2 separate regions of the Homo sapiens genome follow, and region 2 is linked to region 1. The links are chromatin loops, found by intact Hi-C in ENCODE. Cell type or tissue: A673. All regions are shown on one strand. Each heading gives the region's core, and the rest is flanking DNA. Links, peaks and the distances in the headings are about the cores only. Region 1 holds the start of LOC105371444 (a long non-coding RNA gene). Region 2 overlaps SPRR2A (small proline rich protein 2A).

Evidence for each region. Peaks named below come from ENCODE experiments on the same cell type or tissue, not always from the same donor. Only the 100,000 strongest peaks of a DNase experiment are listed, where the experiment ranks them.
Region 2: it touches region 1 in a loop (2.1-fold over the local background); 1 of 110 quality-filtered maps calls a loop at or near these places.

What each region holds. Positions count from the first base shown.
Region 1 is chr1:152,867,420-152,871,821 of GRCh38, forward strand. It overlaps LOC105371444 (a long non-coding RNA gene), which reads right to left and starts at 784. Exons shown (of 3, transcript XR_922149.2): 1 at 391-784. LOC105371445 (a long non-coding RNA gene) reads right to left here. Exons shown (of 4, transcript XR_922150.1): 3 at 3,575-4,254; 4 at 1,911-1,974. In A673, for the core only: CTCF peaks have their summits at 2,583 (motif pointing right), 2,787, 3,866 and 4,072; DNase peaks (open chromatin) are centred at 2,592 and 3,852.
Region 2 is chr1:153,052,857-153,057,258 of GRCh38, forward strand. It overlaps SPRR2A (small proline rich protein 2A), which reads right to left. Exons shown (of 2, transcript NM_005988.3): 2 at 3,264-3,898. The coding sequence starts at 3,879. The coding sequence ends at 3,661. Among named protein-coding and RNA genes, the nearest start is that of SPRR2A, 2.5 kb to the right of the region's middle. In A673, for the core only: no CTCF peak of the experiment used is centred there; no DNase peak of the experiment used is centred there; H3K27me3 peaks cover 2,356 bases.

The sequences.
Region 1 (4,402 bases), core at 222-4,221:
AGAAGAGAAATGAAGACATGAAGGAGATATTGGCCAGATAAAACATTGTGGTATCAATGAATTGTAGTTTCCAGCGTATTGAAAAACTTCTCAGAGTGGGATACCAGAGCAAGTAAGTTGGAAATACAGGAGGTTAGGTTTGGGAAATGGACTATTTGAAACTCATTTTACAGAAGGGTTGTAGTTGTTAATAATAATGACTGGTCTAGGCTGGTATGACATGGGAGTAGATGAACGTTAGGATGAAAGACAAACCAGTGAGAGGTGCAGAGGTCAAAGAATTGTGAAGTAAATTATTAAATGAATCATTTTTGTGAATATTAAAATCACCAAAGACCATGACAGAAAGTCTTGGATTGAGCAACAGTGAACAGGGTGCCAGATACTTACCTGGGGATTTGCAATGAAGAGAAGCAGTGGTTGGTGTAATGGATGCCTAGCCCATTCCTTGGCCCAATGAGTACAAAGGCATGGGCAAGAAGAAAATGGCCAGACCATGAGAGGACTACGCGGAACTCAGGTTTCACTTAGGACAAGAAGGTGGAGGTGGCTTTGTGAGAAGAGTTGGTTGATACAGCACATTTTTTCGATGTGCAGCCTTGAGTCTTGAGGGCTTGTGGGGAGTTTAGGGTGCTGGAGAAGGATGGAAGATGGAGTCCCATTGGGGATTGTGCAGACCTATGGGGAAGGGAGGAATCCTGGTGATGGCAGGCAATTTGGGAGTCCTGAGCTTCTGCTGGTGACTGAGACAAACAGGCAGAGGGCATGACCAGTTAGTGCTGAGTGTCATCAAGGCAGAATGAGAGAGCAGGCTGTGAGTGCTGAGGAGGACCCAGGAGGATGAACAGAGTCCTGTCCACTCCCACCCCCACTCCCATTCCTCACCACCTCCATTCCTACTGGCTGTGGCTGGATTGCTTTTAAAAGGTTCCAGTCAAGGACTGAGGAATCTTAAAATGTTAAGAATAGCATCAAGGATTGTCTCACATTATAGATGTGCCAGTAATACATTACATTGCTTTATATAATGTCATATATCTTGTCAAGTCATAGCATATCAAATAGTTCTCTATTCAACACTTACATTATCTGACATAGTTGTTTTTTAAAAATTATTTTGTCATTAAACACTTTTCAGTCAAGGAATGTGAACAGTTCTTAGACATTTCTGCTGATTGTCTCCAAATCCTTTATAACTATTTTTTCAAATATTGAGGTTAATCTAATAGAAAAATATGCCAAAATTGTAAAGTAAGCTGTTGAAAACCAAAACAAAGCAAGAAACAAATCCTGACAACTGTCTAACAGCTGGTGCTGTGACTGGTGCTCCCTGAGTTGTGGACTGCACAATCCGGACAGCTCCAAGCAAAGGCCCCAAGGACCATGTGCAAAGTAACTATTATTTTACCAGTACTGCCCAACCAGAAAGAAAAAATACAGAAAAACAGTGGATGCAGAGACTAATTAATAATACTACAACTATCATCTGCATTTCATGAATTGAGTTTTGTATGTTCATCAAAATAACCCAATTTTTCTTAATTAACTAATTGATATAAATTTTAATGTAAAAGATAAATTTAAATAAATAAATAAGCTCTTATCTGTTTTATGTATAGTGGTCTCAATGTAAGTTGCTATTAGACAAATGGTTGCAGTTGTTAAAGTATTTGAAGGCTCTCAGAGACTATTAGAGATTCCATGCTTTGTTAATAGGTGTTCTGTGAAAATAATAATTACAAGTGATAATTATCTTCACAAATGTTGTAAACAATATAAGCATCATTGTGATAAAAATAACACATACTAATTTTATTCTTAGCATACAATCTGCATTTAAGAAAACAACATGCCTAATCAGAGAAGGCCAGAAAGTCACTGACAAATTATCTGACCTGGGAATACATCACCTGTAACTTGGGCATGAATTCGCATGCAGAGTTTCTGGTTCATCCTTGCCTTGATGTATAGTGTCTAATGGAAGGGAAAAACTCATCAATGCAATTTATCTTATTTTTCAATATCAGCATATACTTGAGATACTATTCAACGTTAGTAAATATGATTAACTTTACTACACACATGTATTCTGCTTTGATGTGTTACTGAGAAAATAAATTTGTGAGACCTTTGCATTTTTTTCTCAACCATAATACAAAGGGGCCGTTATCTGTATTTCTCGAACAAAGTTAAATGTATTATTTCATTATTAAATTTAAAATATGACATATATTGTGTTCAAATAACTTTGGGAAATGTAGTTCTAGAGCAATGTTATTCAAGCCTCTATTAGTAAGCAATGTGTATACTTTTATTTATTAATGAATTATCTGCACATATTACTATATAAATTTTAAGTACAATATAACAGAAAACAAAAAAAGAAAATTTTAAAAGTTGGGACGATAATTAGAAATACTACTTTGAGTCATGGTGGACACCTTCCCGTGTCATGCAGAGTCTTCTTTGGGGACCAAAGTTGGCTTAAATGAAAACAGAGCAACAATTACTAGAGCTAAACCCTCTGCAGGGCTTGGGGCCAACAACATGGTTTGCATAGTATGAGGTGTTGTTACACACCAGACCACAAGAGGGCAATCGCGGGAAGACCACAGGATCCACGGGGAGATGAGGCCCTCCAATCTACAAGCCAGCAGTGTGGCTTGGAACACCTCTACGAGCCTCATCTTAGACATTTGAAAATGGAAACAACATCAACAAAGACAAGAGACACTAAGTTGATCTATTTTGAAGGTTAAATAAGGTAATATATTTGAATTTTTTCCTAAGTTGTAAAGTACTGTATAAAATGTTTATTTTCAATAAATTAGAAGACCGATGAATCTCTTGCCTAATAATCTTATTAATCTTATTGCCTATCGATTTCTTGGATTTTGCTTCATGTGTCTATGTTCACATTTCTTGCTACCTTTTGTTCTCTCTGGCATTTTCTTGGCTTATTTTTCTTTTCTGACCGTTTATCTTTCCTCCCTTTCTTTCTGTCTCTGTCCCGAATTGGTCCTATGTAACTGCTGGCAAACTCTGTACCAGCACTCTTCGAGGAGCTTAATGTGTTCTATCTCATTTAATCCTCACACCGACTGCGTAGAAAAGTACTGTGTCCATCCTCTTTTTATAGACCAAGAATCTGAAGTTAAGAAATGTGTTCAAAGACGCAGAGCTGGTAAATTATAGAACTAAGCTTTGAGTCTAAGTTATTCCACTGTAGCAGCAAGTCAAATCAGGAGACAGAAGTGATGGAGTAAGTTAGACAGAGGGAATTTAATATAAGAATTAGTAACAATTAATAAAAGAAAGACTAAACTATAAGACATAAGAAAAAAGCTCAGGGAGGGTACCCAAAGAAGGACAAAAGTAGAAGGGGCTCTTACCTATTGGGAAAAGTGCGGTTTAGCTACCAGTCAGCAGAGAAGTGCTCTGGCTTAGCTAGATGGGGTGGGTCTGGAGTTAAACCCTCCAATAGGGGGCAAACAATAGGTCACCTTCCCAATGCAGGGCAAGGCCGACATTGGGAACCATGTGGCTTGGATATGCAGTGGGAGTCCAGGCTTACCTTCAGAGTACATGGGCAGCAAGCAGGCTTGCAAAGGGGGCCGCAGCTCTGTGTGGACTGCCCCTCCCCCACCTCCATACAGCTGATATGGGCAGCTGAGGCCATGGAGGGGCTTTGGTTTCAGGATGAGAAGGCTGTGAAAAGGTCATCCTCACACCAAGGCTGCAAGGAGGCAGAGGGATCTCGTTCTGGGCCCTTGTGGCGGGCACCACCGGACTGCCACACACTCCCCACTACCTGCCTCTTCCAACTGCAGTGTCCCTCCAGCGCCCCCTATGGAGAAAGTTTAGCATTGTTCTCACTTTAATGGAGAAAGGATTCGAGGGATTACATTGTTTGTCCCAGAGCACAAATCGAAGGGTGTGTTTGGAGCTGAGAGATAATAAATTGGTAACTGACACGCTGATTATCTCGCGCGCGCGCACACACACACACACACACTCACTCGCACATACACAGTACCATGGAGACTTTTGGAATTCATATGTAAGATAAATCAACTAAAGAGGAGTCATTGCTCATGCTTCAGGACTGTTACGGATGGCTGTGTTTTCCACCAGGAGGCAGCAAAGCCAAGCCTTCACCCAGACTGCAGCAGCGATGTGCAGTCAGGAATTACCTGAAGATTCTTATACTTATCACCTTGATGGGTATTCTTATATTGATCACCTTGATCATGCCTGAGGAGAAAAAAGAGGACCACAGTTACCTCCAGGAATAGTTATTTCTAATTGAAGTTGGGATCCAAGATGTAGAGTGTAGTTAGGAAAAGGCTGTGATACTTCAACCTCTTGAAAGCAGAAGCATGGCAGGGAGGACCTACTCCCA
Region 2 (4,402 bases), core at 373-4,372, 190 kb after region 1:
TTATTCAATATAGTATGGGAAGTCCTGGACACAGCAATCAGGGAAGACAAAGAGAGAAAGGGCATCAAAATAGGAAGACAGAAAGTCAAACTACTGTGTTTACACACAACATGATTCTGTATCTAAAAAAACCCCCATAGTCTCAAAACAAAAGCTCTTTCAGCTGATAACTTCAGCAATGTTTCAGGATTCAAAATCAATGCACAAAAATTACTAGCACTCCTATACACCAACAAAAGACAAGCCAAGAGCCAATTAACAAACACAATCCCATTCACAATAGTGGCAAAAAGAATAAAATACCTAGGAATACAGCTAACCAGGGAGGTGAAAGATCTCTACATGGAAAGCTACGAAACATTGCTGAACAATATCAGAGATGACACAAATGTAGGGAGCACACTCCGTGCTCATAAATAGGAAGAATCAATATCATTAAGATGACCATATTGCCCAATTTACAGATTCAATGTGATTCCTATCAAACCACCAAAGACATTCTTCACAGAACTAGAAAAAAAACTATCCTAAAATTCATATAGAACCAAAACTGAGCCCAAATAGCCAAGGCAATCCCTAAGCAAAAAGAAAAAAACTAGAGGCATCACACTACCTGATTTCAAACTATACTACAAGTCTACAGTAACCAAAACAGCATGGCACTGGTACAAAAACAGACACACACTGATGCAACAGAATAGGGAAGCCAGAAATAAAGCATCACACCTGTAACTATCTGATCATCTAAAAAGGTGACAAAAACAAACAATGGGGAAAGGACTCCCTATTCAATAAATGGTGCTGGGATAACTGGCTAGCCATATGCAGAAGATTGAAACTGGATGCCTTCCTTACACCATATATAAAAATCAACTCAAGATGGATTAAAGACTAAAACGTAGAACCCATAACCATAAAAACTTTGAAAGACAACCTAGGCAATACCATTCTGGACATAGAGACAGGCAAAGATTTCATGAATAAGATGCCAAAAGCAATTGCAACAAAAACAAAAATTGGCAAGTAGGATCTAATTAAACTAAAGAGCTTCTACAAAGCAAAGGAAACCGTCAAAAGAGTAAACAGACAACCTATAGAATGGGAGAAAATTGTTGCAAACTATGCATATTATAAAGGTGTAATATCTAGCATCTATAAGGAATTTAAAGAAATCCACAAGAAAAAAAACAGCCCTATTAAAAAGTGGGAAAAGGACAGGAACAGACGCTTTAAAAAGAACACATATGTGTGGTACACAAGCATATTAAAAAAGCCCAATATCACTGATCATTACAGAAATGCAGATCAAAACCACAATGAGAGACAGTCTCACCCCAGTCAGATGGCTATTAAAAGGTCAAAAATAAAGGTGCTAGCAAGGTTGTATAGAAAAAGGAATGTTTATACACTGCTTGTAGGAATGTAAATTAGATCAACTATTGAAGAAAACAGTGTGGCAATTACTCAAAGAACTAAAAACAGAACCACCATTTCAACCAGCAATCCCATTACTTGGCATATACCCAAAGGATTATAAACCATTCTATATCATAAAGACACATGCGTGTGTTAAGTTCATTGCAGCACCATTCATAATAGTGAAGACATGGAATAAAACTAAGTGCCCATCAATGATAGACTAGATAAAGAAGATATGGTACATATACACCATGGAATACAGGTACATAGGTGGAGCTGGAGGCCATTATCCTTAGCAAACTAATGCAGGAACAGAAATTCAAATACTGCATGTTCTCACTTATAAGTGTGAGTTACATGATGAGAAAACATGGACACCTTAAAGAGAACAGCAGACACTGGCACCTACCACAGGGTATGGAGAAGGAGAGGATCAGGAAAAATAACTAATGGGTGCTACGATTAAACCCTGCGACATGAGCTTGCTTATATAACAAACCTGCACATGTGCCCCTGAACTTAAAATAAAAGATAAAAAAAGCTACGCTGAAGAGGGTGTAAAGAAAAAAGAAGCCTTGTGTACTCTTGGTGGGAATGTAAATTAGTACAATTGCTATGCAAAACAGTAAGAAGATTTCTCAAAAAACTAAAAGCAGAACTACTATTCAATCCAGCAATCCAGCTGCTGTGTATCTATCCAAAGGAAATCAGTACGCAAAAAGGATGCCTGAACTCCCACGGTTATTGCAGTACTGTTCACAACAGAAAAGATGTGTAAGCTAAGTGTCCATTAATGAATGAATGAATAAAGAAAATATGTATATACACACAATGAAATACTAGTCCATTGTAATAAAATGAATGAAATCCTGTCATTGGCAGCAACACAGATGGAACTGGAGGTCATTATGTTAAGTAAAATAAATCAAGCAGAGAAAGACAAATATTGCATGTTCTCACTCATATGTAGGAGCTACAAATGATGATCTATAAAGGTAGAGAGTAGAATGAGAGATACCAGAGGCAAGGAAGGGTGTTCAGGGGGATGGGGAATGAAGAAATACTGGTTAACGAGTAAAAACATATGGATACATAAAATGAGTAAGTTTTAATATTTGATAGCAGAGGAAGGTGACTACGGTATACAACAATGTACTGTGTTCTTCAAAATAGCTAGAATTAAAATGTTCCCAATAAAGAACAATGATAAATGCTGCAGGGGATGAATGCCCTAAATTTCCTGATATCCTGACTTGATCATTACACATTCTATTCATGTAAAAAATCACATGTATGCAGTAAATGTGTACAAGTATTATGAATCAATACAAATAACATTAGAGAGTCTTCTTATTTCCTATGTTAGTTACACCCAAGCCACTCTCTTGCTGGAACAAATATGGTAGTGGTTGTAGTGGGGAGTGATGATGATGAGGAGGAGGAGGAGGAGGATGGTGATGGTGAAAACAATGATAATATGTTGCTGCGAATACAACTCTATCAAATGACAGCTAATTACGTGTCAGGCATTGTGCCAACCAAATATCAGATAGTAATCAAATTTTATGCCTTAGACTAGTTTGTAATGTAAATGTTATTTTGCTCACTTTGCAGTAAAGAGAAGTTGTCAATTCAGAGAAGTTGAATAATATCCTCCTCAAATCAATCAAATGCTAATTAGGGAAAATAAAAGGGGTTTAAAATGATACAGAAATAATCTTTGGTATGACTCCAATTGTGAGATCCTGCTGTGAATCAAAGAAAGATTGAAATAAATCCAAAAGATTACATACTATTGCTAATAAAGCAGATTTGAAAATAAACAAAAGATCCATTCACAAATATATATGCATAGATACTTTATTCAGGGAGTGAAAGATAAGTGACAATTGCAAAGGTGGTAGAAGCTCGTGACCAGGTGACAGACAGACACAGAACACATCAACAGAATTCTCTGATGGTTCCCAGGGAGAGAGCTGCTGCTCTTTCTTCCGAAGCTCTGGGAGCTGGCACAGCCCAGGACTTCCTTTGCTCAGTCTCCACCTGGACAGTGGCAGTATGGCAGCCTCAGAAAAGAAACTTTTTGCTGTCAGGGATCATCATGGGCAGATTACTGGCTAAGGAGAAAGAAGCTCCCTGTGTATCCATGGTAGGCTTTGATGAGAAGATGAAGGTGGAGCTGTGGAACGAGGTGAGCCAAATATCCTTATCCTTTCTTGGTCCTGATGAATTCTGAAGCTGTTACTTGCTCTTCGGTGGATACTTTGACTGGCAGGGTGGGGAAGGTGTCACAGGAGGATATTTCTGCTGGCACTGCTGAGGTGGGCAGGGCTGTGGACACTTTGGTGGTGGGCAGGGCTCAGGGCACTTCGGGGGTGGACATGGCTCTGGGCACTTTGGCGTGGGGCACACAGGAGGTGGCTGGCAGGGCTGCTTGCACTGCTGCTGTTGATAAGACATCCTGCTGGAGTCTCAGGATCTGAAAGAAATGATACAACAGTGTTCGTGGGAAGGGAATCCTCCAGAGAGAGAAGCCAAAGCTTGTGTAATACCATGGCATATTATTTCTCCAATCTCCAAGAAATTATTTAAATTCTTAATTACCTTTTCAAGACTTTCTGGTTTCTCCCTTCCACTTTAACAAATTGCTTCATTGTCCCTAGGAAATCCTGTGTTTTCTCATACAATTTTTCCAAATAAATTATCTCTGTTATAAAGAATCAAGCATCTTATTTCCCTGAAAATAACCAATTCAAGAAAGGCAGTCACAAGTTCAGACACCCTGGGCAATCTAATATGCTATTCCTATCATCATTATCTGTTATAAAGTCCAAGTGGGCTGACTTGGGCATAGAGCAAAGGGCTGCTCAGGGAGAATTGTAGTCTTTCACACCTGCTAAGACACAAACCTTTGTAAAGGACACTAGAAAGACAGAGAATAAAGAAAAATACTTTGTTCTTTTTTCTTCTTCATATCAAAGGT